3 separate regions of the Homo sapiens genome follow, and regions 2 and 3 are each linked to region 1. A link is a loop called in an ENCODE intact Hi-C map of the cell type or tissue named here. Cell type or tissue: endothelial cell of umbilical vein. All regions are shown on one strand. Each heading gives the region's core, and the rest is flanking DNA. Links, peaks and the distances in the headings are about the cores only.

Evidence for each region. A loop is a pair of places that touch in the nucleus more often than their neighbours do. Peaks named below come from ENCODE experiments on the same cell type or tissue, not always from the same donor. Only the 100,000 strongest peaks of a DNase experiment are listed, where the experiment ranks them.
Region 2: it touches region 1 in a loop (3-fold over the local background); 5 of 110 quality-filtered maps call a loop at or near these places.
Region 3: a loop joins it to region 1, with 4 times the contacts of the local background. A loop is called at or near these places in 18 of 110 quality-filtered maps.

The regions. Positions count from the first base shown.
Region 1 is chr5:140,241,801-140,252,440 of GRCh38, reverse strand. PFDN1 (prefoldin subunit 1) reads left to right here. Exons shown (of 4, transcript NM_002622.5): 4 at 6,384-7,406. The coding sequence ends at 6,467. CYSTM1 (cysteine rich transmembrane module containing 1) reads right to left here. Exons shown (of 3, transcript NM_032412.4): 3 at 8,652-9,136. The coding sequence ends at 9,030. Among named protein-coding and RNA genes, the nearest start is that of PFDN1, 56 kb to the left of the region's middle. RefSeq lists an enhancer at 9,863-10,640. In endothelial cell of umbilical vein, for the core only: a CTCF peak has its summit at 7,828 (motif pointing left); DNase peaks (open chromatin) are centred at 5,890, 6,970 and 7,750; H3K27ac peaks cover 3,248 bases.
Region 2 is chr5:140,318,601-140,329,240 of GRCh38, reverse strand. No RefSeq gene overlaps it. Among named protein-coding and RNA genes, the nearest start is that of PFDN1, 21 kb to the right of the region's middle. RefSeq lists enhancers at 5,321-6,520, 7,334-7,403, 7,434-7,483. In endothelial cell of umbilical vein, for the core only: no CTCF peak of the experiment used is centred there; DNase peaks (open chromatin) are centred at 5,650 and 6,290; H3K27ac peaks cover 2,609 bases.
Region 3 is chr5:140,307,084-140,317,723 of GRCh38, reverse strand. No RefSeq gene overlaps it. Among named protein-coding and RNA genes, the nearest start is that of PFDN1, 9.3 kb to the right of the region's middle. In endothelial cell of umbilical vein, for the core only: no CTCF peak of the experiment used is centred there; DNase peaks (open chromatin) are centred at 5,473 and 6,633; H3K27ac peaks cover 4,088 bases.

The DNA of each region.
Region 1 (10,640 bases), core at 3,243-8,242:
CAAGGCAGGTCACACTCAGGGTCAGAAACCGTGACTCCCAGCAGAGGGTCTCTGAGGACTTAGCTCTCACAGAATATCAGGAACAGAAGGGAACCTAAGTCTGCCTTGTGTGTTGCCTCCGATGCCTGGATTGGAGGGCAGGAGATGAGCCAGCAGGGCTATTTTTATTCAGATAAAAGTACATATCCGTATACATCCATAGTATGTCTCCCCTCTCCTCTGAGCTCCATTTAACCTGTTTTGTTTGTTTAGTCTTTAAGGCAAGAGTTCATGTGAAGAAAGTGTCGTGTGGCTAAAGTAGAAATGGGAGTGGGGTGGGGGTGGAGGGATGCACTGGTATTGCCCAAATCCTCATCTTACAAATGGGAAAATAGAGGGACAGAGAGGAGAAAACTCTTTTCAATACCCCAAGGCAGGATAAACAGGAAAGAAAGAAAGAAAGAAAAAAAAAACTAATTTAGAGAAGGAGAGCTGGAGACAAAGTTCCTAAGAAAAGAAAAAAGTCTGTAGTGATAGCGTCACAAGATGTATTACCTCAGGAGTCTATTTGAGAGATTGTGTCATGTCAGAAAAGTTCTAGGGACTGGAGCCTCTTTCCTTGGTAAGAGGATGAGAATGAAACACCAGCCCCTCAGTCTGACTCCTGGAAAAAAGAACCTCAGGCCGATGAGCAATAACTCCAACAATGTCATTTCCCTGGCCATGCTGAGCCCCACAGGAAATCTCAGAGTTTGTCATCACGGCAAGGGCCCACAAGAATGTCGCTGCACCCAGAGCTTTGTGGTTTGATGCCACTAGAGACTTCCCTTGTGAAAGCATTCTGAGGGAAATTGCTCGGCAAGACAGAAAGATGCTACAGTGAGATCAGCAGATGCCCTCCCAGGACTGCTGGTAGTAAGTGTGGATTTCAAATGTCACTCCTAGCAGCCCTGAGGCTGACATCGGATAGAGCAGTTCCTCAAGGATTTCAGAGTCCAGGACATGGGAAATTGGGGTGGTTTGTTTTTTAGTTTTGCAAGTTGACCTGATAAAGCATTAAGGCCTGTTAGGGCGTGTTCTGTTTGTGGAAGCAAGGCCAGATCCAAAGCCCCCACTGGGATCTGTAACGTTTGAGTTTTATTATTTATTTATTTTATTATAAATCAGTAATTCATAATTGTATAGATTTATGGGGTAAAAGTATTATGATTTATAAATATAATGTGGGCTGGGTGCAGTAGTTCACATCTGTAATCCCAGCACTTTGGGAGGCTGAGGCAGGTGGATCATTTGAGGCCAGGAGTTCGAGACCAGCCTGGCCAACATGGTGAAACCCCGTCTCTACTAAAGATAGAAAAATTAGCTGGGTGTGGTGGTACTCACCTGTAATCCTCAGCTACTCGGGAGGCTGAGATGGGAGAATTGCTTAAACCTGGGAGGCAGAGTTTGCAGTGAGCCTAGATCATGCCATTGCACTCTACCTTAGGCAACAGAGCAAGACCCTGTTTCAAAAAAAAATAAAAAGAATATAATGTAGAATAATTAAATCAAGCTAGTTAACATATTCATTACCTCAAATACTTGACATTGTTTGTAGTGATAGGTTGGAGTTTTAAATCTGTGTATATCCAGGGGCAGGGGGTGAGAGGGCAATGCCGAAAGCTGAAAACCACCTTGAAGGAAAATGGTCATTTTCTGCCTTTGCTTCTTCTGTTGGGCGTTCCTTGATTATTCAAGTTGGGAGGGAAAACTAAAAAGTGTGTGTACATCAGTAAGGCGTCATTTCCCACACTAAAGCACTTTATTCAACAAACATTAAATTCCTATTATGTGCCAGCCATTCTTCTAGACGGTAGGACCGTATCAGGTGACAGAACAAAGTCCTGCCCTTGTGGACCTTTCCGTCTCATAAGGGAAGCCAGACAGTTTCTCCTTCCTGTGGTGGAAAGAGCTCTGGAGAAGAGTCAAGGTGAGGAGAATAGGGAGTATTGGGCAGCATGTACTCAAGAAGGCCTCGCAGATAAGGTAACATTTGAGAAAGCCCTGAAGGAAGTGAGGGGATGAGTAATGTGAATATCTGGGGAAGAGAACTTCTACATGGAGAGCACAGCGAAGGGCAAAGGCCAGGCAGGAACATACCTGGTGGATTGGAGGAGCAGCATGGGAGGCCTGTGTGACTGGAGCTGAAGGAGTGACGGGGAAGAGTTGTTGGAGGTGAGGTCGGAGATTTAGCTGAAACCAAGACCATGCATGCATGGCTTCTTGGAAGTTGAAAAGTACTGTGGTGTGAATAGTTGTTTCTCCCTAAAGTCTTTGTTGAAATCCTAACTCCTGAGATGATGGTGTTAGGAGGTGTGGCCATTTGGGAGATGAGTAGGTCATGAGGGCAGAGCCCTTTAAATGGGGTTAGTGCCCTTACCCAAGAGCACAGCACCGCACTGGAAATGAAGGATGCCCCTGCTGTGGTGTGCATAGGGTTTCTTTGCCCCCTGGCAGGTCTCATGTTGAAATTTGGTACCCCCAGACCCCCCCAACCCCCGCAAAAAAATTTGATCCCCAGTGTTGAAGGTGGGGCCTGGTGGGAGATGTTTGGATTATGGGGGCGGGTTTCTTGTGTATGGCTTGGTACCATTCTCATGGGAGTGAGTTCTCATGCTTTGTTTCTTCACTGACTGGCTGTTGAAAAGAGCCTGGCACCTCCTCTCTCATTTCCTCTCTGGCCACATGATTTCTGTACAGGTGGCTCCCCTTCGCCTTCCACCACGAATGCAAGCAGCCAGAAACCCTCTCCAGAAGCAGATGCTGCACCATGCTTGTATAGCCTGCAGACCTGTGGGCCAAACAAACCTCTTTTCTTCATAAATTACCCAGCCTCAGGTATTCCTTTAGAGCAACACAAACAGACTAAGACACCCGTGGAGACAGAGGCCTCCCAAGGTTCTTCTGCACTCACAGGACCAATCCTGCCACGCCTCTGACCATACTGAATTGCAGAGGCCTGGGTAACTGCCCTTAAAACTTTATAAGCTAGGATCATACTTATCCCCAAATAATTGTGGTAGAATTGGTGTCTGGGGGCATCCCTCATTTCAGGTATTGTGTTGGTTTTCTACTTGGTTTTCTACTTGTATTTGAAGCTACCACGAATTGGTCTTCACAGCATCTTGTTTGGACACTAATGATTGGATTCAGGGCCCACCCTAATATAATATGATCTCATCTTAACTTAGTTACATCTGCAAAGATCCTCTTTCCAAATTACCAGAGATTAGAACTTCAGCATATCTTTTTGTCAAATTCAGTTCAACCCACAACAGGTGCCTTGTTCTGGGTTTGATTATGATGAGAGTCTTCTGGGCTTAAATATGCTTGGGGACTGAGACAGGAATTATTGAAATACAGTTAGAAAGGTCCACTATGTTAGGGATGTCCTGTCCTGTTGGAATTTTTTCTTTTAAGAAATGTCTACTACGTTTATTTAAACTAATTAAAAATTTAAAGATGAAGGCAGTATCGTGGCACATGCCTCTAAGGCAAGAGGATTGCTGGAGCCCAGGAGTTTGAGGCCAGCCTGGGCAATATAACAAGACCCCATTTCTAGAAACAAAACAAAAATATAGATAGATATGTTAATTTGCATCATTGTTTGGAAACCTGAAGACTTTAGGATATGCAGTGGTAAAATTCATCAAAGTGTTAGAAAGCAGAGATTTTACAGAAGAAGGAATTTTTAAAGCTGAGAGGTATAGCCTGAGTTTGGCTGGGGAGTCTGGGTGGGAGGGCAGAAGAGCTCTTGCTGATGTTCCAAGTTGATGGTTTTGCCAGCTGTGGCAGCAAGTTGGCAGAGATTGAATGCAACAGACCAGAGTCCCTGGGCCCTGGCGGACTTTTGTAGGAGGAGAAGTGGGCTTATTCCATTCGCCTTTCCCCTGCATTCACATGGGGTCCACAGGGTGCCCAGGTGGTGTATGGCACCGAGCTATTGCTCCCCTCTTTGTGACACCCAGTGGACATACATTCTTTAGTGTGTGTCAGGGCTTACTAGTATTTGCCTTTTTTCAGCTCACCACAGTTAAAGTCTAAGAGTTGTTTATCGGCCTGGCACGGTGGCTCACCCCTGTAATCCCAACACTTTGGGAGGCCGAGGCGGGCAGATCACGAGGTCAGGAGTTTGAGACCAGCTTGGCTAACACAGTGAAACCCCATCTCTACTAAAAATAGAAAAAATTAGCCAGCGTGGTGGTGTGTGCCTGTAATCCCAACTACTTGGGAGGCTGAGGCGGGAGAATCGTGTGAACCCGGGAGGCGGAGGTTGCAGTGAGCCGAGATGGCGCCATTGCACTCCAGCCTGGGCAACAGTGCGAGATTCCGTCTCAAAAAAAAAAAAAAGAGTTGTTTATCAAAGGAAGTTTAAATTCCCACTCTGATATCACAGTGATAGGACTGTATTTGGTTTAGCAATGTAATTAAAATTCCTTAGCAGCAGTATGCATTTGCAGGCATTGGATTGAATGGTTATCATGGTCACCATGAGTTGGAGTTTTGCTCTTGTTGCCCAGGCTGGAGTGCGATGGCATGGCCTTGGCTCACTGCAGCCTCCGCCTCCTGGGTTCAAGTGATTCTCCTGCCTCAGCCCCTAAGTAGCTGGGATTACAGGTGCCCCCACCACACCTGTCTAATTTTTTTGTAGAGACAGGGTTTTGCCATGTTGGCCAGGCTGGTCTTAAACTCCTGGCCTCAGGTGATCTGCCCGCCTTGGCCTCCCAAAGTGTTGGGATTATAGGCATGAGCCACTGTGTCTGGCCATGAGTTTTTATGGAGCTCCTGTTGTGTTCCAAGGAATTCTCTGCAACTTAGGACAGATGGGAGATGAGTAAAGAGGGTTCTTTCTAGCCTTAAGGAAATTTGAAGCAAGGAGAGGACAGACAGGAATCAGAGGTTCACGGAAGAACTGATAAAGATTTGTGTATGCCACATTTGGCTTCTGTAGGAAAAAGCCTCTATATGTATCATTTAATAAATAGCTAAGCGCGGTGGCTCACGCCTGTAATGCCAGCACTTTGGGAGACCGAGGAGGGAGGATCGCTTGGGTCCAGGAGTTTGAGATCAGCCTGGGCAATACAAAAAATAAAAAATTGAAGTTTCTCATTTCTACAAAAAAAAAAAAAAAATTAGCCGGGCATGGTGGTACACATCTATAGTCCCAGTGCACCTAGAGTCCCAGCTACTTGGGCTGAGGTGGGAGGTAGAGGCTACAGTGAACCGTGATTGCACCATTGCACTCTGAGCTGAGACCTTGTCTCAAAAATAAATAAAACATACAAACAACTAATTAATTGGACAGAGAGCTCACTTGTCCTCTGCCCTAAACTCTCCCTGCTTCCCTGAGTCCTGTGGGCACTTTAATGGGTGGAACAGAATCAACAGGTGCTTGGGTGAAGGGGGTGGAGGTGAGAGAAGGGCCTGGGCTGCCTGGTGACTGTATTACTGGTTCCAGTGTGGCTCAGTCACATATGCCCTGGGAGGTGATAATTTTGAGTATTCCCTCAGGACATGAATAGTATTCCTCTAAAACGGAGGCTTCATTTCATGTCTGTTAACTGGGAATACAGCCACAACTATGTCCTCGGGGCAAGGACCACTGGTAAAACCACCATACTTCTGGGGTGAGCACAGGGCAAATAATGTACAGACATCATTTCCTTTGACTAATCTTTGAAATCTTGGCTCCTGAAAGTAGTGAAAGTTCTTTGTCTAAGCCGAGATTTTTAATTTAGGACCCAGATGGAGTAGAAGGTAAGCCTCCAAAAGGTCTGCTTTCCTCAGTGTTTTAGTGTCCCAGATTCCTGGCAGGCAGCAGTCTCATTAGAAAAGCAGATTGCCTTCTGACTCACCCACTCAGTGCGATGCGAGACAGCCCCACAGCCCTCACAGCAGCCCATATTCCTGCTGGACAGGGCAGAGCGTGCACCATCCATTTTATAGCTGCAGTGGCTACAGACGCCTGGCCCAGGCCATGGAAAACCTTGAGAGGAGATAGTCTGTTACGGACAGGAGCTTTGTCCTGGAATTTCCTGGCCTTTGTCTGTCTGGGATAACTTCATGTACTGAGACGCCTGTTTTTTAGAGTCTTCTTCCTTCTGGGGGAAGAGTGCTACTGCCTGTCCTCCACAGAGCACTTTTGCTTCTACCAAAGCCATCTTCTCCCTGCTGCCTGCCCGTGATCACCCATGGTTCGGAGGTGAGGGGAGCACTGTGGGCAGGTGTGTGTACCTGGCTTGCAGTATACTCCTGAAAGTTGCCTGTCACAAAGGAAAAGCCATAACCATTGGACATCAAAGCTGTGTCTTCCAGCCCGGCCCATTCACTCTGGTCCTAACCTTTGTCTGTCTCTCATATTGCAGCAGAAAAAGTCCTACCTGGAGCGAAGCGTTAAGGAAGCTGAGGACAACATCCGGGAGATGCTGATGGCACGAAGGGCCCAGTAGGGAGCCTCTCTGGGAAGCTCTTCCTCCTGCCCCTCCCATTCCTGGTGGGGGCAGAGGAGTGTCTGCAGGGAAACAGCTTCTCCTCTGCCCCGATGGATGCTTTATTTGGATGGCCTGGCAACATCACATTTTCTGCATCACCCTGAGCCCCATTTGCTTCCCAGCCCTGGAGTTTTTACCCGGCTTTGCCTGCCACCTCTGCCCAGGACACTCTTCCCTCTCGGGATGTGTGATGAACTCCCAGGAGAGGGAAGATGGGAGCCAGGGCAAGATAGGAAGCTCTGCCTGAGCTTTCCACTAGGCACGCCAGCCAGACCAATAAAAAGCGTCTGTCCCACTCTGCTAAGCCTGGTTTTCTTGAGCAGAGGGATGGAACAGAGGGTGAGAGAGGCAGTGGCCGTCTCCACCTCAGCTCCTGCTCCCTCTGCATCAGAGCCCTTCCTTTCTTGGGGGATGGGCCTTGCCCTCTTCTCTTTTCCCTTCCTGTACCTTTGACTAACGCTCAGCTTCCGGGCCTGCATGCAGTAGACAGAAGAGGAAGAAAGAACAGATGTTCACAGCTGAATCTCAGTGAACAGAATAGCAGTCCCTGGATGGCAGTCTGCCTAAAGATTCCTTTCCCTGCCTTCTCCCATACATTCCAAAAGGAAGTTCAACAGTAAGCAGCACCTCCAAGACTGTCTCCTTTTGGCCAATATCATAAGATGGACGCCATAATCCTGAGGCCTCCTAGAGGCTGAGGGGGCAACGGTGTGATCCAGCTGGCTCATCCCAGCCCAGGTGGGCCAATTATTCAATTTTCAAGAATTTTGTTGCAAGCCAGTTGTCAAACACAGCCATTATAATTATGTAAATTTGCAAATTATGTTAAAAACAAGGACAATAAATATTCAAAATGCATCCCTAATTACTACATTTGACCACGATCTGTGCTCTATCTGTGCACTGACTGTGATCTGTGAGGTTGGCTCTGTTGTGTCTGGGTGGTAGAAATCCCACATGATGTCAGGTCCTGTGCTGCCCTTCCCAGCTCCAGTCAGTGACATCACATTGGTAACTTGAAATCAGCCATGGCATGGTGAGAACACGTACACCACAGAAATAAGACACAGGACATCAGAAATAAGACACAGGACATGCAACAAAACATGGCTTTTTTTTTTTTTTTAAAGAGAGCACCGGTAAACATTTATCAGCACGTCCACTGCTTCGGAGGGAAGGCAGAGTCGGCAGGGAGCTAGCTGTCAGCTGCGGCTTCTCGGGCTGGCTGGGCTGGGCGGGCCAGCTGATGGAGGAAAATCGGACTTGCTGCTATGGCAGCCTGGCGCCACCCTGTGGCCAAATATGAGATGAGTGGCACGGCTGACGAGCTGGGGTGAGGGGTGAGGGGACATCCAGAAGGGAAAACTTCAGCCAGGAGCGGTGGCTCACGCCTGTAATCCCAGCATTTTGGGAGGCCGAGGCGGGCAGATCAACTGAGGTTGGGAGTTCGCAACCAGACTGACCAACATGGAGAAACCCTGTCTCTACTAAAAATACAAAATTAGCCCGGCCTGGTGGTACATGCCTGTAATCCCAGCTACTCAGGAGGCTGAGGCAGGAGAATTGCTTGAACCCAGGAGGGGGAGGTTGTGGTGAGCCGAGATCACGCCATTGTCCTCCAGCCTGGGCAACAAGAGTGAAACTCCATCATCTCAAAAAAAAAAAAAAAAAAAAAAAAAAGGAAAACCTCTTGGCTGGCCCCATGTAATTGTAGGTTCCTGGGTTTCCAGGGAGCAGGCCTGGAAGCCACTCCAGGGGCAGCCCCTGGTTACCAAAAGGCCCTTTCCTAGGCTCTGGGTAAAGGCAGGTGCAAGATGTGGCAAATGCTCCTCCCTGAGCCTATCTCTGAGTGGGACTACGGGGAGAGTAGCTTGGCCGGGAGCCCATGACCCAGCTGGAGAACACCTGGCCCTCAGAACTGGCCGCCTTTGTAGCACCCTCACTGTTTGCATCACCACCAGAATAAAAAGGTAGATTGGCTGCTGGTCATACATTGGATGGTGGCCACTAGCTGAGATAGATACCCACATTTTATAAGCCTCAGTGAGCAGATGAGTAGTTAGTTAGACATGGTAACAGTCCAGGAGACAAGCACAGACTCCAGGTAGCTTAGCTTAGGCCTGGAATCATTTAGACAGACAGTTGAGCTTTGGACAAATTTATTGAAACATACAGGCGGCTGTTAGCAGAGAAATCATTCCATGATTGATGTGTTACATTTGGCCACTACCTTGAATGTATAATTTAAAAATTATATTTTTCACAACTAAGCCTTTGGCCAAAAAAGTCATTTAGCACATCTTTAAAGATCAATAAGAAATGGATTTTGGACATTAAAAAGATCAAGTCACTGAATTAAACAGTAGCAACCCCCATTAATCTAGAATCCCATAGTGCTGAAGGTAGAGGTGTCTGTGCAAAGCTAGTCATTTGTTAACAGCAATCAGAAGAGATGGGGGCAGGCACACCTGTCAGAGGTGGCAGCAGAGCTGGCAGGACAGGACGGCTGGGCTGGTCTGGTCAGGTGAGCATGTCCCAGAGACAGCAGCAACAGAGAGCCGTCCAGCAGGCTGTGAGGCAGGTGGATGGTCCTAGCTCATCTCTTCTTTGGTCTTCTACCACATACACTGGAGGGAGAAGAGGGAAGAGGGTGAGAATGGACTGGTGCAAACCCCAGGCCCTGCAAAGTTAGCCTCCCAGGACCACAGGAAGGCTACACCAGGGGAAAACTATTGAGCAGACTGGTGAAACCGTGTTCCTGCCATTGCTGCTGCTGAATGGAAGGAGGGTGGCTCAGCTCAGCTGCTTTCTCCCTCCTGCCACTCCAGACTCAGGACGCCCTCACCCTCACAGGGACAAGTACTAGAGAACTTGCAGAATGGCCCCATGCCAAGGCAACCAGAGTTGGCCAACCCTACTTGGTTTGTAAACCAGGTAGCATGTCTTCCCCCCTGGAGGGGAACTGGGGGTCATTTCTTGGGATACAGCTGACCCATCACCCAAGAATAACAGAGGAAAGGGAATTAAAATCTCCTTTTAAAGGGGGGCTTTAAACCCTTAAAGAATAATCAAGAGCCCTGGTTTTTCATTCCTGGGCAATACACAATTTCAGAATGTGCCCCCAACCTCTATACCTTGACATAAACGATGAAGGAAGGCAGGGATGAAAACCTGGCTGAGTGGGATGGGGCGGCTGGAGCCTGTGTGGTGTCTTCCTGAGCCTAGCATGCTCACTTTTCCTCCAAATGGAGCTGGAAACCTGAGCCCTGTCATGGCCAAGTGCTCTATCGAGAGATCTGAGTGCTAAACAAATCCATAGGTCAAGAAGGACCCCAACTACCCACTACTTGTTAGCTGATTTGCGGCATTAGCTTCTCTTCCCATAAGGACATATTTTAAATGGCTGCTAGTCAATCTGTGGCCACTGAAAATCTCAAAACAACCACTGTCATCAAACTCATAAGCAGTAAGCATTTCACTTTTCCAAAGTTCATGAATGCATGAATGTTATCAATTAAGCCAGTCCTTTAGGGGTTTTCTTTCAGTTTTCTTGTGTTTTGTATCTGTTTTTAGACCTCTCTCGGCAGCGCCTCTCTCTGGAGCCTGGTGTCATTGCTATTACAGGGCACGCTGAGTGGGTTAGTAGGGAGATTTTCCAGGTCCTCCCGTTGTATCAGCTGCCCTCTACTGCACGGACATGTTCCTTTTCCTTCTCCTATGGCACAGGTTTAATCCTAGTCCACTTGCATTTGGCTCCACTCAGCAGCACAGGTCTGGGTCTAGATGCCCTTCACCAGGAAAGCCTGCTCAGAGGGAGAGGATGAATGGCTCATTTATTCTGAGGCCTCCTAAGGTCAAGTACCTGATTTCGTCTTCACAGCAACCCTGAGGTAGATACTACCATCATTCCCACTTCACAGGCAAGGAATTCGAGGCTTAGAGAGCTCAAGTCTCTCGTTCAAGCACATGTGACGAGGCAGAGGCAAGGGCAGAATCCGAACCCAGGCCTTTATGGCTCTAAAGCCTCTGGCAAGCCAGGCTTGCTCATACCCAACTGGGATAGAAAAGGGATCAGAAAGAGAACAGAGGTGACTGGGGCTACAGCAAAGTCATCTCTCACATCCAGCCAGA
Region 2 (10,640 bases), core at 3,240-8,239, 77 kb before region 1:
CAACATAGTGAGACCCTCATCTCTACCAGAAAAAAAAAAATGTAAACATTAGCCTGATGTGGTGGCATGTACCTGCAGTTCTAGCTACTTGGGAGGCTGAGGTGGGAGGATCCTTTGAGCCCAGGAGTTTGAGGTTGCAGTGAGCTATAATCACACTGCTGCACTCCAGCCTAGGCAACAGAGCAAGACCCTATCTCTTAAAAAAAAAAAAGAAAGAAAAAAAGAAAAAAGATCTTAGAGAGCAACTCCTTAGAGCTCAAGGGTTTCTGGGGCCAGAACAGTGGGTCATGTCTGTAATCCCAGCACTTTGGGAGGCTGAGGTGGGCAGATCATTTGAGGTCAGGAGTTTGAGACCAGGTTGGCCAACATGGTAAAACCCTGTCTCTACTAAAAATACAAAAATTAGCTGTGTGTGGTGCTGCACTCCTGTAATCCCAGGTACCTGAGAGGCTGAGGCAGGAGAATCACTTGAATTCGGGAGGCAGAGATTGCAGTGAGCCGAGATCGCACCACTGTAATCCAGTCTGGGTGACACAGCAAGACTCCATCTCAAAAAAAAAAGAGTTTCTTCTGTTGCCCCCAGTTAACAGATTCCTGAAAGGTGGCCCAAGAGGTCTTGTCAGGGGGAAGTGGAAGAAAACAGGAATGCAGACTGACCTAAACGTGTGGCTGAATCCAGCTCCCACTGTTATCAGGGAAGTGCCCTCACACGTGACACCTAACCTCTCTGAACCTGTCTCCCTGTCTATAAAATAGAGACACTAAAAATATTTACCTTAAAGAGTTGCAAAAATTTTATGTGTGCCTGGGCACAGTAGCTCATGCCTGTAATCCCAGCACTTTGGAAGGCCAAGGCAGGCGGATGGCTTGAGCTCAGGAGTTTGAGACCAGCTTGGGCAACATGGAAAAACCCCTCTCTACAAAAAATGCAAAAGCTAGACAGGCTTGGTGGAAAGCACCTGTAAGTCCCAGCTACTTGGGTTATTGAGGTGGGAGGATGGCTTGAGCCTGGGAGGTCGAGGCTGCAGTGAACCGTGATTGCAACACTGCACTCCAGCCTGGACAAGGGAGTGAAATCCTGTCTCAGAAAAATAAAAATTATATGTGTGAGTAAAGTGCCTAGCTCAGGGCCAGGCATGAGCTAGATACTCAGTTAATGTTGGTTATCTTAAGCGACCTGTCCAAGGAGCTAATTACTTACTGTAGTCTCACATCTAGGATTAAAACCCAGGCTTCTGATTCCCAGTCTACAATTCTTTCCTTATAAACAAACAATCCTTTTCTATCACTGTTTCATATTTTAATGTCAACTTCAGTTTCAAAGGAGCCCTAAAGGGTCTTAATAAGTATCTCTGGATTTAAGAAGCCATGGAACAGCAACTCTGTACAAAAATATCACTTCAACTCGGCTGCCCTGAAATTCTTCCCTTTGTCAACAGTGCCTGAAATTCAAGCTTCCTGTTTGAGAATGCTAATCCTCCTGGGAATAGCTATGCATTAAGAGGCTGGCATTCTTTGATGGTGTAATTCATTTCAGCTTCATTCATTCAGCAAATGTTTGTGGAGGTCTCCCTATCACCTTCCGAATGAGATCCATGCTCTGAAGGAGAGGGCATTTTGACAGAGAAAAGAAAGAGAAGTGATTTTGGAGCAAGGACATTAATTTATTCACCCAAAAAATTCACTGGGTACTGATAATGTGCCAAGAACTATTCTTTTTTTGTTTTGTTTTGTTTTGTTTTTCTGAGACAGGGTCTCACTCTGTCACCCTGGCTGCAGTGCAGTGCAGTGGTGTGATCACAGCTCATTATAGCTGCGACCTCCTGGACTCGAGCAATCCTCCTGAGTAGCTGGGACTGCAGGAACACACCATTACCCCCGGCTAATTTTTGTATTTTTTTGTAGAGACAGGGTCTCACTATGTTGCCCAGGCTGGTCCTGAACTCCTGGGCTCAAGCAATCTTCCCTCCTCAGCCTCTCAAAGTGCTGGGATTATAGGCATGAGCCACTGCGCCTGGCCGCAAGTACTATTCTTGTCACTGGAGAAGAACCACGGACAACACACGGCATGGACCAATAATACATGCATAGATAAAGAAACAGGACAGTTTCAGAAATAAGTAACATGCACATACACACACACCAGTGGTGTGCTCAAGAGTAGGTGGGTACAGAATTCATTTATGTAGGTGCCTCAAGGAAGCTCTCTCTGAGGAGGTACCATCTGAACCGAGACAGGAAGGGATCATGCAGGTGAAGGCCCTGAGACAAAAATAAGCAAAACGCCAGGCGCAGTGGCTCATGCCTGTAAGCCCGGCACTTTGGGAGGCCGAGGTGAGTGGATCTCCTGAGGTCGGGAGTTCGAGACCAGCCTGGCCCACATGGAGAAACCCCATCTCTACTAAAAACACAAAATTAGCCGGGCTTGGTGGCACATGCCTATAATCCCAGCTACTTGGGAAGGCTGAGGCAGGAGAATTGCTTGAACCTGGGAGGTGGAGGTTGCGGTGAGCCAAGATCGCGCCATTGCACTCCAGCCTGGGCAACAAGCGCAAAACTCCGTCTCAGAAAAAAAAAAAAAAAAAAGCAAAGCATGTGTGAGGGACAGAAGGGAGCCCCTGCAGCTGCAGCACAGTCATCAGAGGTTGAAGATGCAAGGCAAGGACCATATGGGGCTTTGTAGGCCATGACAAACAATTTGGAAGCCCATGCAGTGTTTTGAGTAGGAGAGTGATATAATTTAATTTATATGTTTCAGAAATATGACTCTTCTATGCAGAGAACAGGTTCTAAGGGGCAAAAGTAAAAGAAGCAAGACAAGGAGCTGGGCATGATGGCAGATGGCATGCCTGTAATCTCAGCAATTTGGGAGGCTGAGGCCAGAGGATTGCTTGAGCCCAGGAGTTTCAGACCAGCCTGGGCCACATAGCAAAACCCCATCTCTAAAAACTAAATAAATAACAAGACCAGTTAGGAGAACTTTGGAGTTATCTAGGCAAGTGGCGATGGTAGCCAGAATTAGGGTGGTAGCAGAGGGTGGGAAATGGTCAGATTCGGGATATGTTTTGGAGGAATCACCTGTAAGACATGCTAATGGATTAAATGTATGTGTTGTGGGGAAGAAGGTAATCAAGGATGACTTCTTAGATTCTAGTCTGAGAAACTGGGTATACGATGGCACTATTAAAATGGGAAGGAATGGGGGAAGAAGCAAGTTCACAGGGGCCATGAAAATCAAGAATTATTTAAGTCCATATGGGGTGGAGGGGACTACCGAGAAGGCAGTGCAAGAAAGGGGGATGCAAAGAGGAGAAAAAAGAGGTAGAAGAGGCTGAGCATGGTGACCCATGCCTGTAATCCCAGCACTTTGCAAGTTCGAGGCAGGAGGGGGGACCTCATCTCCTCATCTCTACAAATCATTTTTAAAAAGAAAAAAACTTAGCCAGGTGTGGTGGCACATGCCTGTGGTCCCAGCTATGTGGGAGGCTGAGGTGGGAAGATTGCTTGAGATCAGGAGTTCAAGGCTGTAGTGAGCTGTGATTGTGCCATTGCATTCCAGCCTGGGTGACAGAGCGACACCCTGTTTCAAAAAAAAAAAAAAAGGCAGAAGAGGTAAATAAAAAGGACCTGAAGACAGGAATAAATAAGGGCATCAGGAGGGTAGGTAGTATTATTTTCCCAGTTTAATGAGGAGGGCCCTGAGGCTCAGCGGGGTGAAATAACTTGCACAAGGATACTATTTTATTAGCTAATGCAATTTTGCTTGATGCCAACCTTGTGCAGGAGGGCCCAGGCTTCTCATTGCCCATGAACTTCTATCCTGGCCACCATTATCCAGAGAGGAGAGAACAAAGTTCTGTGTTTTCCTCCTTGCTGTGGTGAGGAACCCAGGCCAGACTGTGTTGCTCCATGGAGACCAACCCCAGAAAAAGAAAAAGGGCTAACGTCATCCAAGAGCAGGAGGAAGTGAGGGTTGCCCCTTCCCATGATTGGTTTCCAGAGTGTCAGGCCATCACCAAATTAATATAATTTGGAGGTTGTTGTGGTTTGATTTTTCTTTTTGAACTTTTTAAACTGCACATTTTTTCTTGATTGCCCCCTTGATTGATGGAGAAGAGAACAGGGACCTCTTAGCTCACTGCCACCCACACAGCTGTGAAAGAAGCCAGCTGCCCTCTTGCTCTTCAGAGAATATCCCTTCCTCCCTCCCTCTCTCTCTCCCTTCTTCCCACCCAGCATCTTGGCTATTACTAACCAACAGGGCATGTAAGGAAAAGGGCTCCTTTCAGGGCTGGAGTGCTATAGTTGGTGGATCACAGCCTGTGTGGGAGGCTTCCCCAAAGACATATGATGTGGGTGTAGGAACCAGACAGACGGGAGGAATTAAGTCACCCTTTTCCCCAACCCTAATTTTCTTGCCCAACCTAGAAGTCACTGGGTTGGTTTCCTTATACTAAGGCAGTAATTTTATTTCTACTGTCCTCTAGCTTTTGACAGTGGGCAGTCTTCAATGGGAGTGTGAAAGGAGGAAGAAGCTAGCTTGTTCTTTCTTCATGCCACTAGAGTCTGGGTTAAGGACAGCTGTGTAAACCATGTACTCACCCAGGGTTCTCTAGGAAAGCCTGACTTCTTTCTATTTTGTCGGTGGTACTTGGTCAGTTGGGCGTCCCTGGGAAGCATTGTGCTTGGTAAGGGGGGCCTGATCGGGTCCATTTGAGAGTAAGTGTTCTCTCCTGCCTGTGGATGTAAATCCAACCCCTGGAACTCCAGGCCTGAGAAGTGTGACCCAAGTTCAACCCCTTTTACAGGTGTGTGTTTGGACACCTTCCGGAGAAAGTCTGCTGCCCACCCCTGTCCCAGCTGGGTTAGTTTCTCCTCCCCTGTGCTCTCACACCTCTGAGCCTTGGACAATGCAAGGAAAAGGAGTCCTCTTCCCATAGCAGCTTTGCTGCTCCTCTCCCATGGCTTTCATCACACCGCATATTGTCATTGTTTACTCATCCATTTCTCCCACTGTGAACTCTTGGAGGTTGTGGAGTGTGTCCTTTTACACACTGTGTCAGCACACCAGAGGCTTTCCCTAAATGTTTGATGCATGCATGGATGGATGGACAATTGAATAAATGAATGAGTGCATGAATAAATGGATGAGTGAAATAGAGTAGAGGTGAAAGTTTCAGGCTCTAGATCAGACAAGCCTGGGTTTGAATCCTCGTCATGCCATTTTCTGGTTATATAATAATCTCAGATAAGTTATTTAACCTCTCAAAGCCTCAATTTTTTTATTAAGGTTTTTTTTGTGGAGATTACAGTGCCTGTAAAGCATTTATCACAGTGTCTGGCAGCATGGAGTAAGTACTCATACCCGAAAGCTTTTACTATTCTTAACAAGCTTTGCCAGTTTTTACCATCATGGGTCTTGTTTGCACCTCCTTTTCTAGATTTTTGGCACAGTGGGTCTTTGCCAGACTCAAGGGTTGGCCTGCAGGGCTGCCCACATGGGTACACGTTGGGGTCAGGCAATGTAAAAACAGCACTGAGTTTTGCTGAGAAGGGGAAACCGTGATAGGGGCCTGTCTAAAACCAGGCAAACAGGTCAACTGCCAACCCCATTGTCTCAGGCCTTCTCTGCTGGCAGCGTGCTCAAGAAAACAGGAACAGTGTGGCATTTAAGGTGCCTGGATGACAGCCACATCAAATATGTGACCTTTTCCTAGGAAGCCTGGTTTCCATGGTGAGCTCGTTCTCAATCCATGCTCTGTGGCTCTCAGCCCCCTCTGGAATGTGACAGCAGTGGCCCCAGCAGCCGGGTGGGGACATCTGCCTAGAGGTTGTCCCTCCAACATCTCCAGGGTGGAGGAGGAGCTGAGATAGCCCCCTGGGCTGTCTGATGCCCACACCAGCCTTCCAACCTGGAAGGATTTGCACTGAGGCCCTGACACTGCCTCCCTCTGCTCCCCTTCTCCCACACATGGCTCATGGCCAACTGGCTGCCAGCCTGAGCAGAAAGAAGGGGTCTCTTTCTGTGAACCCCCATCTTAGACAGAGGCCCTGACCCCCTCCACCTCATCTTGGCAGCCTGAGATTGGAGAGAGTGTCTGCCGCCCTGGCCTTGGCAGAGCGCGTGCTCAGCCCAGCCCCTGCAGCTGCCAGAACAGGAGCTGAATGCCCAGTGTGTCTGCCAGAGCTTGCTAACTTCTTTCTTCTTTCTCTGAGCTATGAAAACAGAGGCTGCTGAGGAATGTGACTGCTAACCTCCCCACCACCCGCCTCCCTCCTCCTGGGGCTTGTGTTCCCCCAACCCCCCAAGCTGGAGTCACATCAGAAAAATGTAGGGGAGGAAAGAAATCCCCCAATGTGTCATGACATTACATTTCCGCCTGGACCTCAGAAACAAGAAAAGTTAGAAGCAGAGGGAGAAGAGGGGTGGTGTGGTCATTGCCAGAGCCCTGTGACTGCTTCACCTCCTGCCTCCCTGGGGCAGATCACTTGCTCCCTTGGGGATCTGTCTCCTCATTAATAAATGGGGGCAGATCGGGCCTGGTGGCTCACACCTGTAATCCCAGCACTTTGGGAGGCCGAGGTGGGGGGATCATGAGGTCAGGAGTTCAAGACCAGCCTGGGCAACATGTTGAAACCCCGTCTCTACTAAAGACACAAAAAAAATTAACCTGGGCGTGGTGGCGCGCACCTGTAACTCCAGCTACTCAGGAGGCTGAGGCAGGAGAATCGCTTGAACTCGAGGGGCGGAGGTTGCAGTGAGCTGATATCCCACCATTGCACTCCAGCCAGGACGACAGGGAGAGACTCCATCTCAAAAAAAAAAAAAAAATGGGGGCAAATTGCTTTGACTCAGATGGCAGACAAACTCAGAATTACCTGTTTGCTGTCATTGAATAGCACGGATATCACTAAGTTGGTAATTATTGAGTGAGTGTACTGCTCACGCATACTCATTTAACAGACATACGGGGATTCCTCCTTTTTTCTGGAGGCTAAGAACACAAGGGTGAACAGGACCGAGGCCCTGCCCTCCGGGAACTTGCACTTGAATAGGAAAAATAGACAATTAAGTCACAAGAATCAAATGTCAAGAGAGTTGTGTTGGGCAATAGGAGGTGCCAAGTTGGCTGACCTGGTCCAAGGGTCAGGGAGGTCACTTCTTGGAGGAAGTGAAAATCAAGCTGAGGCCTGAAGGATGAGCAGTTGTGATGCAAGTAAAGAATGGGGGTTGAAGTATTCTAGGCCAGGGGAACAGCCAGAGTGCAGAGGGAGGATGATGTGAATGAGGAACCTAACTGGTGTGACAAGAGTGTACACAGCTGGCTTGGGGTCAGCGGAAGAGGCTGCAGAGACAGGCCAGGCCAGATCATGCAAGGCCTTTGAGACTGTGCCAAGGAGCTTGAACTGAATCCTCAGGGCGGTAGGGAGCCAGCCCTGAGTGTTAAAGTGAGTGTGGGTAGGGGTGGCATGCTTGGATCTGTTTTGGGGTGGATGACTCCAGCTGGAGAATGGGCTTGAAGGGTAGCTATAATCAAGCAGGGAGATGGGTTAGCTGGAGACTGTGGTGGTATTTAGGCACTGATGGTAGCAGCAGTGGAGAAGAAGAGAAGATATGAATTCAAGATCTATGGAGGAGATATGTGGAGGATGAGAGAAAGGGAAAAGGGCCCAAGGTGGCTCTGAGTTTTAGGCTTGCACGCCTGGGTGGAAAGTGGTGCCATCTTACTGAGATGGGCCACACTGGAGAAGGAGAAGCTGGTGCGGGTGAAAGTAGCAAGTCCAGTTTTGGCCACTCTAAGTCTGAAGGCATGACCACCATGTCAGTAGGGATATCCAGTGCATGGGTGTGGAGCTGAGTCTGGACCCCAGGGGAAGGCTCAGGCTTGAGTGAGGTCATTGGCCTGGAGAGAATAAGCAAGTGTATCATCAAGGTGGCCAGGCATGGTTACTCACTCCTGTAATCCCAACGCTTTGGGAGGCCGAGGCAGGTGGAAACCAGGAGTTTGAGAGCAGTCTGGGCAACATAATGAAACCTTGTATCTACAAAAAGTACAAAAATTAGCTGAGTATGATGGCATGTGCCTGTGGTGTCCTGGCTGAGGTGAGAGGACCGCTTGAGCCGCAGGAGGTCAAGCCTGCCGCGAGCCGTGATCACACCACTGCACTCCATCCTGGGCAACAGAGTGAGTCCCTGAATTAATTAATTAATTAATTAATTTATTTGAGACAGAGTCTCGCTCTGTCACCCAGGCTGGAGTGCAGTGACATGATCTCAGCTCACTGTGACCTCTGCATCCTGGGTTCCAGAGATTCTCCTGCCTCAGCCTCCCAAGTAGCTGGTATTACAGGTGCACGCCACCATGCCTGGCTAATTTTTGTATTTTTTAGTAGAGACGGGGTTTTGTCATGTTGATCAGGCTGGTCTCAAACTCCTGACCTCAGGTGATCTGTGCACCTCGACTTCCTAAAGTGTTAGGATTACAGGCGTGAGCCACTGCCCCCAGCCAAGAGACCCTGTCTTAAAAAAAAAAAAAAAAAAAAAAAAAAAAGAATGATGCTAGCTGCTCTAACAGAAAATTCCCCAGCCTCGATGGCCTAGCACAGTAGGTTATTTCTCACTCAGGTAAAATCCCAAACTGGTGTTCCTAATAAGTGAGCAACTCTTCTCCAAGTGGGGTTCAGGAACCAGGTCCTTCCAGCTTTTGTGTCTGCCATCTTTTTTTTTTTTTTTTTTTGAGACAGGGTCTAGCTCTATTGCCCAAACTGGAGTGCAGTGGTATGATCATAGCTCACTGCAACCTCTGCCTCCTGGGTTCAAGTGATTCTCGTGCCTCAGCCTCCTGAGTAGCTGGGATCACAGGTGTGTGCCACCATACTTGGCTAATTTTTATATTTTTAGTAGAGACGGGGTTTCGCCGTGTTGGCCAGGCTGCTCTCGAACTTCTGGCCTCCAGTGATCTGCCCACCTCGGCCTCCCAATATGCTGGGATTACAGGCATGAGCCACTGCACCCGACATCTGCCATTTATATTACACAGCTTCCAGGGTCACTGTGATGGGGAAAGGGCATAAGGGCATGGAGGACCACACATGGGAGAGTCTATCACTTCCATCCATATTCCACCAATAAAATCTCATCATGTGGTCACATCTAACTATAAGAGAAGTAGGGAAGTGTAGCCTAGCTGGGCACCCATGAGAAAGAGGAAATGTGTTTTGCAACCAACTATCCAGTCTCTAACACTGGAAGGCACAGGAGTGGATAAGATCACTTGATGAGTCCAGGGCTTGCACTCATTCATTTGTCCCTATTTGTAGGTGTTTACACAGATACAGGACAGACAGAAGTGAAGGTAAGCCACTTCCTCCCCTTCCTTATTGGAGACCAACAGGACAGGATAGGCCTCAACCCATTTTAGTCCCTCCTGCAAGTTGAGCAAACCTCTAGGGTGAAATGATTCCACGGTAGTTAGTTTGTTGGCTCTGACACTGGCCACTCCTGTCTCTTCCTTCAGATTGGCTGCCATTCACCCTCACTTTCCTTTCCTTCTCCTCAATAAGCACTTGTTGAGTATCTGCTATGTGTTGGGGCCCATTCTGGAAATGCAGCAGTGAATGAACCTGCGGTTCCTGTATTAGTTTATTTGTGTATTGTCTGCTTTTCCTACTAGAATGTAAGTTTCATAGGTAGAATCTGTGTCTTATCTTGTCTACCACTGTATCCCTAGCACCCAGAATAATGCCTAGCACATAGTAGGAACTCTGGAAAGAATTGTCAGATAAATGAATGGTTGAATGAAGGCCCTTTGGGAGTCTACATCTGTAATGAGTGAAAAGGGAAGAACATAGGTGACCTAGGTTCACCTGTGGCATAGTGACCTAATCTGGCTCAGGAAGTCAAGGGGGGTGGGTGTTCCTGGGGAAGAGATTTTTAAATTTTTATGTGTTTATTTGTTTGTAGAGACGGAGTCTTGCTGTGTGGTTCAGGCTGGTCTTGAACTGTTGGCCTCAAGCAGTCTTCCCGCCTGGGCCTCCCAAAGCACCAGAATTACAGGCATGAGCCACTGCACTCATCCTGGGAAGAGATATTTAAGCCTAGAGTTATGGATGAGTAGGTGACAGGCAGATGGAAGAGCATATGCAAAGGCCTGGCATCAAAAAAGTGCGTGGAGTAATAAAGTTCAGCGTGGCTGGGGCCTAGAGGGAGTGGAGGGAGCACTGCAAGATGAAACAGATGGGCAGGCAGGGACAGATACATATGGCCTGTGCGGAAGCCTCTATTTGTCCTGAGGGTGTGTCACTCAGCAGCTTCTTTGATATGCAGCCATTGTATTTCAGGTCATTGTTCAAAGAGGGCAATTTTTGACTTTATTATTGATTCTCACCTCACTGTCTCAATAATGTTTGAACTGGGGTCACAATTGAAAGTTATCTGCCTGGCCGGGTGTGGTGGCTCACGCCTATAATCCCAGCACCTTAGGAGGCCAAGGTGGGCAGATCACCTGAGGTCAGGAATTTGAGACCATCCTGGCCAACATGGTGAAACCCTGTCTCTACTAAAAATACAAAAATTAGCCAGGCATGGTGCCACATGCCTGTAATCCCAGCTACTCGGGAAGCTGAGGCACAATAACAGC
Region 3 (10,640 bases), core at 3,029-8,028, 65 kb before region 1:
AGATACAGTATCCACCCTCAGTCTAATAGAGGAGACAGCTACTTAATAAATAATCATGCAGACCCTCAACAATACCTAGAAGATCTTTGCAGGGATGCAAGAGTGATAAGAGTATTTGCCTCTGGGAAGGAGAACTGAGAATCAGAGGGCCAGGAGCAGAAGCTAATTTTCTTTTCCTAGTATGCTATTATTACTGTCTGTATTTTATATGCGGGTATTTTATGAATTACCTTTTTTTAAGTGAAATTTAATAATCATCACACAAATAAATATGCCATTAAAAACTGTGATAAATGCCATGATGGAAAAGTTTAAGGTATCTGAGAGGGTAACAGGAGGAACTACTTTATTTTATTATCATTCATTTTTTGAGATATGGTTTCCCTCTGTTGCCCAAGCTGTAGTGCACTGGCTTGATCATGGCTCACTGCAGCCTTGACCTCCTGGGGCTCAGGTGATCCTCCCACCTCAGCCTCTGAGTAGCTGGGACTACAGACAAGTGCCACCATGCCCAGGTAATTTTTGTATTTCTTGTAAAGACAGGGTTTTGCCTTGTTGCCCAACCTGGTCTTGAACTCCTGGGCTCAAGCAATCTGCCCACCTTAAGCTCCCAAAGTGCTGGAATTACAGGCGTGGGCCACTGCATCTGGCCAGGAATTGCTTTAAGTTGAGGAGTCAGTTAAAGGCATTTTCATGAAAAGGTCACTGAAGTGAAGACCCACAGGTTTAAGTTGTAGGTGACCAGGCAGAGTGCAGGGAAGCATTCTAGAGGAGGACCCAGTGTATATAAATCCTGGAGGCGAGGCGATGCTTGGTGTGTTCCAGGAATCTGAGGAAACCAGTGTGATGGAACCACTCAGATGAAGGAAAATATCTTTTTATAACCCCAATTCATTCTATGAATGAATCCAGCACCTATGTTAGGCTGGAAGGGTGATGAAGACAGGGAGAGTATCTATTTTGTTCACTGCTAGAGCAGTACGTAGCATCCTGTAGGTAATTAAGTTCTTGTTGCATGCATAAATGAAGAAATTCAAACTATAAAAATGTCAAGTGGTGGATTTGCATTAATGCTCTACTGCCTAAGAGTTGGGGATTTATCGAATCCGAGAACCACTGGAGGGTAGAGTCAGGGAAACCAAGTATAGGCTAAACAAGTCACTGAAAGAGCTGATATGTCTGGGTATAAGCTGTGGTCACAATACAGTATAACAGAACCATGGCCTTCTGAATTCTATTGTTTTATTTATGGCTTGTTGGGTTTCAGCGCCCTCTCTTTACCAGGAATTCTAATTTTATCTTTACCATAAACACCTGAAGTGTTTACATCAGAATGGCTTTAAAGTGCCAAGTGCTGAGGTAATTTTTTCTTCTCCCTTCTAGGGAAAATAATAAAGAAAATTAATTAATATTAACTTCATTAATATTTTCATTAATTAATTTCATTAATATTTTCTTCTAGAGCTGCAGTTTCTAAGCTTGGCGAGCTTCTAAAAAGTGCAGATTCTCTGGGCCCCAACACATATCCACTGAATCCACCTCTCCAGTAGGAAGGGCCCAGGTATCAGTGCTTTTAAATCTCTTCTGGTAATTTTAATAATAAGCCAAGTTTGGAAGTGTCACTTTAGATTAGTGTTTCTTGGGGGTTTTTTGGTTTAGTTTTTGTTTTTGGTGGGGGGTGAGGACAGGGTCTTACTCTGTCGCCCAGGCTGGAATGCAGTGGCATAATCATGGCTCACTGCGGCCTCAACCTCCTGGGCTCAGGTGATTCTCCCACCTCAGCCTTCTGAATAGCTGGGACTACAGGCCCCGCACCACTATGCCTGGCTAATTTAAAAATTTTTTAGAGGCAGGGTTTTGCCATGTTGCCCAGGCTGGTCTTGAACTCCTGGACTCAAGTGATCCTCCCACCTCAGCCTCTGTGCCCAGCCTAGAGTAGTGGTTCTTAACCTATTGAGAGTTTGGGGCCCCTTTGAGATGCTGAGGAGATTATGTTCATCCTGATCCAGAAAAATACCTGGCAGACACAACATTTAGCATACACTGCCAAGGACATCATAGACATCCTATGGTATCTACGAAGTACCTAGAATTCCCAATGGATAGGCCAAGTCAGAAGGAACACCAAGTTTGTCTTGCCCCTGGGAAGCAGAGTCCTGGGGCTTTTTCTACCTCATCTTCTCTTTGTGCTCAGGGGTTGAGGCCCTTTTCTTTCTTTTTTTTTTTTTTGAGACGGAGTTTTGCTCTTGTTACCCAGGCTGGAGTGTAATGGCGTGATCTCGGCTCACTGCAACTTCCACCTTCTGAGTTTAAGCGATTCTCCTGCCTCAGCCTCCCAAGTAGCTGGGATTACAGGCACGCGCCACCATGTCTGGCTCATTTTGTATTTTTAGTGGAGACAGGGTTTCTCCATGTTGGTCAAGCTGGTCTCAAACTCCTGACCTTAGGTGATCTGCCCGTCTCCGCCTCCCAAAGTGCTGGGATTACAGGCGTGAACCACTGCGCCCGGCCCATAGCCCTTTTCAAGATCCACACATTTGAGTGCAACCAACGATAAGTGGCTACAAAATGGAATCTCATATTCCCAAGAAAAATGGAGCCTCCTGACTCCAAATTTGTCTCCTGTTTTGGGACCCAGTAGTCTTGCTGAATCCACCCAAGAGAGGCCACAGGGTAGAATGGAAGGAACTCTGGAAGAGAATCTGTGACTCCTGTGTTCTAGTCTTAGCCTTAACACCAATTTGCTGTGACCGTGGCAAAGCCCTTCTTCCTTTATAAGCTTCATTTTTCTCTGTAAAGTGAGGATAGCCTGGAAGAACCCAACAACCCATTCCAGCTCTCTGAGTCTAGAATTATTTTCTAGAATTTTTTTTTTTTTTTTTTTTTTTTTGAGACAGAGTCTCGCTCTGTCGCCGAGGCTGGAGTGCAGTGGCGTCATCTTGGCTCACTGCAACCCCTGACTCCCTGGTTCAAGCGATTCTCCTGCCTCAGCCTCCTGAGTAGCTGGGATGACAGGCGCGCCCACCACACCTGGCTAATTTTTTTGTATTTTTAGTAGAAACGGGGTTTCACCATGTTGGCCAGGATGGTCTCGATCTCCTGAACTCGTGATCCACCTGCCTCGGCCTCCCAAAGTAATGGGATTACAGGCGTGAGCCACCGCACCCGGCCTATTTTCTGGATTTTTTTTTTTTTTTTTTTTTGAGACGGAGTCTCACTCTGTCGCCCAGGCTGGAGTGCAGTGGCGCCATCTCGGCTCACTGCAAGCTCCGCCTCCCGGGTTCAAGCCATTCTCCTGCTTCAGCCTCCGTGAGCCACTGTACCCGGCCATTTTGTGGAATTTTTATACAGGACCCCATACTTCAGATGGCAGAACACAGTGGAGATGTGTGGCAAATATATGGACTAATGGAGTTCCTTGAAGAATTTGTTCCCTGATTCTTCATGGCCTTCTGCCCTAAGATTCTGATGTTCCAGAATAAGTATTCCTGCTAGTGACCTCTTATATTTTCTACTAATCACTGTGGTTAGAAACACAAAGACTTGGCCGGGCTCAGTGGCTCATGCCTGTAATCCCAGCACTTTGGGAGGCTGAGGCGGGCGGAGCACTTGAGGTCAGGAGTTCGAGACCAGCCTGGCCAACATGGCAAAACCTGAGTGCCTGTAGTACTAGCTACTCAGGAGGCTGAGGCAGGAGAATTGTTTGAGCCCAGCAGGCAGAGGTTGCAGTGAGCCAAGATCACGCCACTGCACTCCAGCCTGGATGACAGAGTGAGACTCTGTCTCAAAACAAACAAACAAAAAACCCCACAAAGACTTATGAGATCATGGAGACTACTTACCCACAGTCAGCCAAGCTTCGCCATCTTCTCAAACCCATGCAGAGGCATTTGACCTTAGCTAAGGGGACAAAAAGAAGTGGCAACTTTCCAGCCTTGGCAACATGGTACAACCCTATCTCTATAAAAAAATACAAAAATTAGCCGGGTGCAGTGGTGCATGCCTATAGCCCCAGCAACTTTTGGGGGACTGAGAGGGGAGGATTACTTGGGGCCGAGGAGGTCAAGGCTTCAGTGAGCTGTGTTCACACCACTGCACTCCAGCCTGGATGACAAAGTGAGACACTGTCTCCAAAAAAAAAAAAAAGATAACTTCAACCTCTTCTCAACAGTGACTGCTACAATTTGTCTTGAATGAAACAGAGAAAATCCTTAGTGTTTCTCATCTAGAAAAGGCAAAAACATTAAGTCTGGGGTTCAGCCCTTTTTGATGGGACACTCCACATCCAGTGATCCAAGAATTTCATTGCAAAGCAAGGTTGCCTTCTTGAGGTCCCTGACCACTGCTATATGGGGAAGACTAGGGGGTCACCATCATGAAGTTCATGTACTCAATGAAATGGAATTGACCTATTCATTAGAAGACAAATTCAAAAAAGTTGAAATTTTGGCAGCTAATGTATAAAATGAACATCTATTTTTTTTTTCTCTTTGTGACATCTAGTACCTCTTCCTTTGATAGTTATACTGTTCTCTTTTGGCAAGAGGATACCTTTCGCTTACCCTCAGTCTATGTCCTTTTTGGATAAGGATGATACCCCCTAACCTTCCTGGAATGGCCATATGACCTGCACCTGCCGAATCAGAGCAGTCCAGGCCTCTGGGCCTTGTGATTATTTCGGAGACGGGCATGTGACGCAAGCTATGCCAGGGAAATCCAATCCTGGAACTCTTCCTGAAACCCTAAAGGAGAAAGACATTGTCTCTTTCCACTGTGGAGGTTGAACTGGTCAACTGTAGGCCTGGAGTTGCCCGTGGCTACATGCGAGATTTAGCAATAAGGTGGTGATCTGGGGCTGTCTATTTTAAGTAACTTTTTTGCTTACTGGGTGCTACTTTTACTCATATTCTTCTAATTTATAAAAAGAACAATATTAACTTTTTTAGTTTCTCACAATTTTGAAAACCTTTATTTAAAAACATCTGGGGCTGCTAAGGTAGGTGCCCTGGGGAAAAGCCTTAATCACCTTGTCCTAGGTATGGCTCTAAAGATGGAAAAACATTCCTCTGCACCAGTGTTTTTTGGTGCCTATTTATAAATGTATGTGGAGTTTGTCCAGATTTCAACCCAACCCCATTGTATTCTTCTTCCTGTTCTAAAGGACCATGAACTTTTTCAGCTTAGTGAGCTGGAGTGACAGAGGCATGGATTCTCCCCTAGGCTTTTGGTTTCCTAATTTTATTCTTTTCCTATTTTTGGGAGAGTCTCTGCTTTTGGCTCTCACCTCTGGCAGGCCCCACTTTCTCTGATGAGCAACAAGATAAATAATCCAGTCTTTGTTATGCTCTGTTACCCAGCTTCATCTCTTACGCAGGTTTAAATCATCAGGATTGATCAAAACTATTCACTTTCTTTGGACTTTGCATAAACAGATTGAATCAGACGTGGCAAGGTGCCTGGGAAAAGCCACCATCAGTTCCTGCTAACGACTCACTTCCTCTCCCTGCAGTGTTTCCTATGACTGCTTCATTTGGTAGGCACGGTGGAAGCTCCTTTTCTCCCTAGTAAGGTCCCAGCCCTGAACTTACTTGGTCAGCAGGAAGGAGTAGCTGAGAGTTTCTTGGCAAGTGTGTCACCTGCAAAGGTTCCTCTGCCACTGACCCTAATCTGCCACTCTGCCTCTCCTCTTAGTTAACATGCTCCCCTGCTCCAGCAATGCCAGACAACTTGCGTTTCGCTGAAGGCACCAGGCTTTCACTTGCTGTGGTGTCTTGGCTTCTTCTAGGAATATCCTTTCTCCCTTCTTTGCCATATACGCCTATTTTTCTTGTAAGATTTCTGGGTTAGAGGCCCCTCCCCTGTGCTCGTCTGGCTCCTGGTATTGTCTTCCTTGTGGCAGAATTGTCATATTATTTTGTCACTTTCTGTTCATTTATCTGTGACCCCCCACCCCTGCCACTATACTGTGAATTGCTCTTTTATTTATCTGTAGGTCCCAAATACTTGATACGTAATAACAGACAATGTAAGCATAGGTGCAACTGTATGCCTGGAACTGTGCATTCATTATCACATTTATTCCTCATAAAAACCTATGAAACGGGTACTGTTATTACCTCCATTTTACAACTGAAGAGACTGAAGCTCTGAGAAGTTAAGCAGTTTTCCTTGGATGTCACAGCTAGTAAATGGTGGAGATGGGATTTGAAACTCTAAAGCGCATACTCTTAACCACCCTTCTAAACTTCCCCTCAAACTGAATGAACTCTTAGGGTCTATCCATGTCACAAAGTTGTGAAGATGAAATGATATGATGAATGAGAAATAGCTTCGTCAGCTGAAAACTTATGTCAAAAACTGCTAATTTCCCTTGAATATCTGTCCTCTACTCCCCTTTCGTGATATTTGTTGATATTTAAATGGGCGCACAGTTGCCTGTAATAATAAATGTCCTGGTATCTCTCGCAATCAGGAGTGGCCACAATTCTGTTTGGGTCAATGGGGTGTGAATAGAACCATGCTCACAACTTCTGGGATATGCCTTTAAAGGGAAAGTGTGAGCCTCCCCCTTTTTTTCTGTCTTTTCAGCTAGACTATGAACATGGTAGTGATGAGTCATCTTGGATCTTACGGATAAGATAGAAGGAGCCTGGGAACTTTGGCACTGTGGGACTCACATACTTGCCCTAGACTGCTTATGCCTAGTTGAGTATAGTAGAGAGAAACAAGCTTCTATCTTATTTTAGCCACTGCTATTTTGGATCTCTGCTATAGCAGCTGAACCTACATTCTCACTTATACAGTCTATTCACAAGTGGAAGGATTATTCTTATTATTCCTGTGGAGCAGCCTTGAGACTGCTTACAGACTATATTACAAAAATTAACTTTCCTGTCTCAGTAAAAGACATTAACATTCAACTAGTTTGTTCAGGTCAAAAAGCTGGGAGTCTTTTTGAAAAAACAGTTTTATTGAGGCATACCTGACATACAGTAAACTGAATATATTAAAGTGTACAATTTAATAATGTCCCACCCAGGAAACCATCTCTGCCATCAAGATAATAAATGCATTCGTCACCATAAAAGTTACCTCATTCTCTTTTGTAATTGCTTCCTTCTTTCTGCTTCCCAGTCCCTGATCCCATTGCTTGCTCCTATCAGGCAACCACTAATCTTTTCTTTTCTTTTCTTTTCTTTTCTTTTGAGACAGGGTCTTGCTCTGTCACTCAGGCTGGAGTGCAGTGGCATGATCACGGCTCATGGCAGCCTCAACCTCTTAGGCTCAGGTGATCCTGCTGCCTTGGCCTCTGAAGTAGCTTGCCCCACAGTTATGCACCATTACACTTGGCTAATTTTTGTATTTCCACTGATTTTTTATCTGTTTGGATTTGTTTGCATTTCCTATAACCTGTAGTATGTTACTATAGTATGTTACTCTATTTTGTCTGGTCTATTTTGCTCGGCATACTTTTTTGGAAATTGGAAGTCATCTTTGATGCCTTTCTTTCTTTCATTGCTCCTCTCAACACATACCCATCCCTTCATCAAGTTCAGTAATCTTGACCTGAATCCATCTACTTCTCCCTGTCTCCACTGCTATCATCCTCATCCAGACTACCACTGTCTCTCTCTTGGACTACTGCAGTAGTCTCCTAACTGGTCCTCCTCCTTCCACTCTTGCTCTCCCCAATCCATTCTCACCTAGAACCCACAATGTTCCCTTTCAAATGGGATCATATCATTCTCCTGCTTGAAATCACTCCGGTGGCTTCCAATCACACTCAGAATAACATTCCAATGCTGACTGTAGCTTACAAGGCCTTTCACGGTTTGGCCCCTGGTTCACCTCTCCAATGTCATCTTCTACCATTCTTCCTACTAATTCATGCTGGCTTCTTCGTTTTCATTCTTCAGATATGTGAAGTCTGTGACCACCTTAAACCCTTTGCTCTTGCTATTTATTCTTTTTGTCTGGAATGTTCTTTCCCAAGCTCTTTGCATGTTTGGTTCATTTTCATTCATTTTTTAGGTCTCATCTCAAATGTTATGGCCACCCAGAGAACTTCACACACCTAAATGGTCTCCACCCAGTCAGTCTCTAACCATGTTGCTGTTTTCTTCCTTAATAATACTTACTGATATCTGCTCTTATTTTGTATGTTTATTGTTCACCTTACCCTCCATGGAATGGATGCTCCATGAGGTCAGGGAGTTTGTCTGTTATTATTGCTATATCTCAAGGGCCTAGAACAGTGCCTAGCAGATATTTGATAAATCTTTGTTGACTGAATACAAAAATATATTGAGCATTATTAAGTAGATCTGAGGGATAATGGGAGATCACTATTTTAGAGTCCACAACCGTGGACTGGCTGAGCTTCAGGAGTACATCCTTGTAATAGTGAAGACTTGAGTGTGAAGTTTGTTTTTTTCTATCACAATAATAAAGCAAGCACATCATGTTTATTTTTGGGGCAAGTATCCAAGGACTGCAAGCCCTTCAGAGCTTTCAAACACAGTCTCTTCCTGTCATTTTATTTTTATTTATTTTTTTTTAAATTTTGGAGACAGAGTCTTGCTCTGTTGCCCAAGTTAGAGTATAGTGGTGCAATCATAGCTCAATGTAACCTTGAACTCCTGGGCTCAAGTGATTTTCATACCTCAGCTTTTTGAGTAGCTAGGTGCATACCACCATGCCTGGCTAATATTTCATTTTATTTTATTTTTGAGATGGAGTCTCACTCTGTCGCCCAGGCTAAAGTGCAGTGGTGCAATCTCGGCTCACTGCAAACTCCACCTCCCGGGTTCAAGTGATTCTCCTGCCTCAGCCTCCTGAGTAGCTGGGATTACAGGCGTGCACCACCATGCCCAGCTAATTTTTGTATTTTTAGTACAGACGGGATTTCACCATGTTAGTCAGGCTGGTCTCGAACTCCTGACCTTGTGATCCACCTGCCTTGGCCTCCCAAAGTGCTGGGATTACAGGCATGAGCCAACGCGCCTGGCCAATTTTCTATTTTTATTTCTGTAGAGATGTGTTCTCACTATGTAGTGAGCTATGATTGATCACAACACTGCACTCCAAGCTGGACAACAGAGCAACACCCCGTGTCTTTAAAAATAGGATTATGGTTACTGAAATAAAATACTAATGGATGCTTTAAATGGTAAACGAGACATAGTTGAAAAGAAAATTAGTAAGTTGGTGGAGAGTGTTGTAGAAACCTAAGGTTTAGCACAGGGAAATAGTAAGTGTAAAATAGAGGTTGAGAGATGTGGATACTTCCACATACTTCTAATGAGAGTTCTACAAGGAGAAATGAGAGCCAATGTTGCATGAGATACTGGTTGAACATTTTCTAGAACTGACATAAATCCTTAGATTAAAGAAGCATACTATGGTCCAGGCATGGTGGCTAATGCCTATAATCCCAGCACTTTGGGAAGATGAGGCAGGTGGATTGCTTGAAGCCAGGAGTTCGAGACCAGCTGGGCAACAGAGTGAGACACCCCCCTCCATCTCTATTATAAAAATTAAAAAGAAAAAAAGAAAAAAGAAGAAGCATACTATGTACCAAGTAAGAAAGATTTTTAGAATATACATTTTAAGATAAAGGTTTAGGTGAATTTTTAGGTATATATTTTTAATCTACAAACACACACACAAACACAAACACACACATCAAAGTAGAAGGGCAAAACCCAAAGACAAAGTGAATCTTAAAATATACCAGAGAAAAGACAGATTTCTAACAAAGAAATGAAAAGCAGCCTGACAGAGGACTTTTTATCAGTATATAAAATCAGAAAACTATGGAAAAATGCCTTCAATAATAATTGTCAACCTATAGTTCTATATATAGCTAAGCTGTCATTCAAAAATAAGGGTGAACCTTTTAGATATGCATTTATTTATTTAAAAAAATATACATATTTTTTGGCCAGGCGTGGTGGCTCACGCCTGTAATCCCAGCACTTTGGGAGGCCGAGGCAGGCGGATCACGAGGTCAGGAGATTGAGACCATCTTGGCTAACACGGTGAAACCCCGTCTCTACTAAAAATACAAAAAATTAGCTGGGCACGGTGGCGGGCGCCTGTAGTCCCAGCTACTTGGGAGGCTGAGGCAGGAGAATGGCATGAACCCGGGAGGTGGAGCTTGCAGTGAGCCGAGATAGCACCACTGCAGTCCAGCCTGGGTGAAAGAGTGAGACTCCGTCTCAAAAAAAAAAAAAACAAAAAACATTTTTTTTGAGACAGGGTGTTGCTCTGTCACCCTGGCTAGAGTGCAGTGGCAGATCATAGCTCACTGCAACCTTGAACTCCTGGGCTCAAGCTATTCTCTGCCTCAGCCTCTCAAGTAGCTGGGACTACAGAGGTGTGCCACACCTGGATAATTTTTAAAAATTTTTGTAGCAATGGGGTCTTACTATGTTGTCCAGGCTGGTCTTGTTCAACTCCTGGCCTCAAGCAATGCTTCTGCCTTGGCCTCCTAAAGTGCTGGGATTCCAGGCATGAGCCACCACACCTGGCCTGATGTACATTTTTAGATATACACAGAGCATTTTCTAGGGCTGCCACAACAAAGTACCACAAACTGGGTGGCTTAAAACAACACAAATTTATTGTCTCAGTTCTGG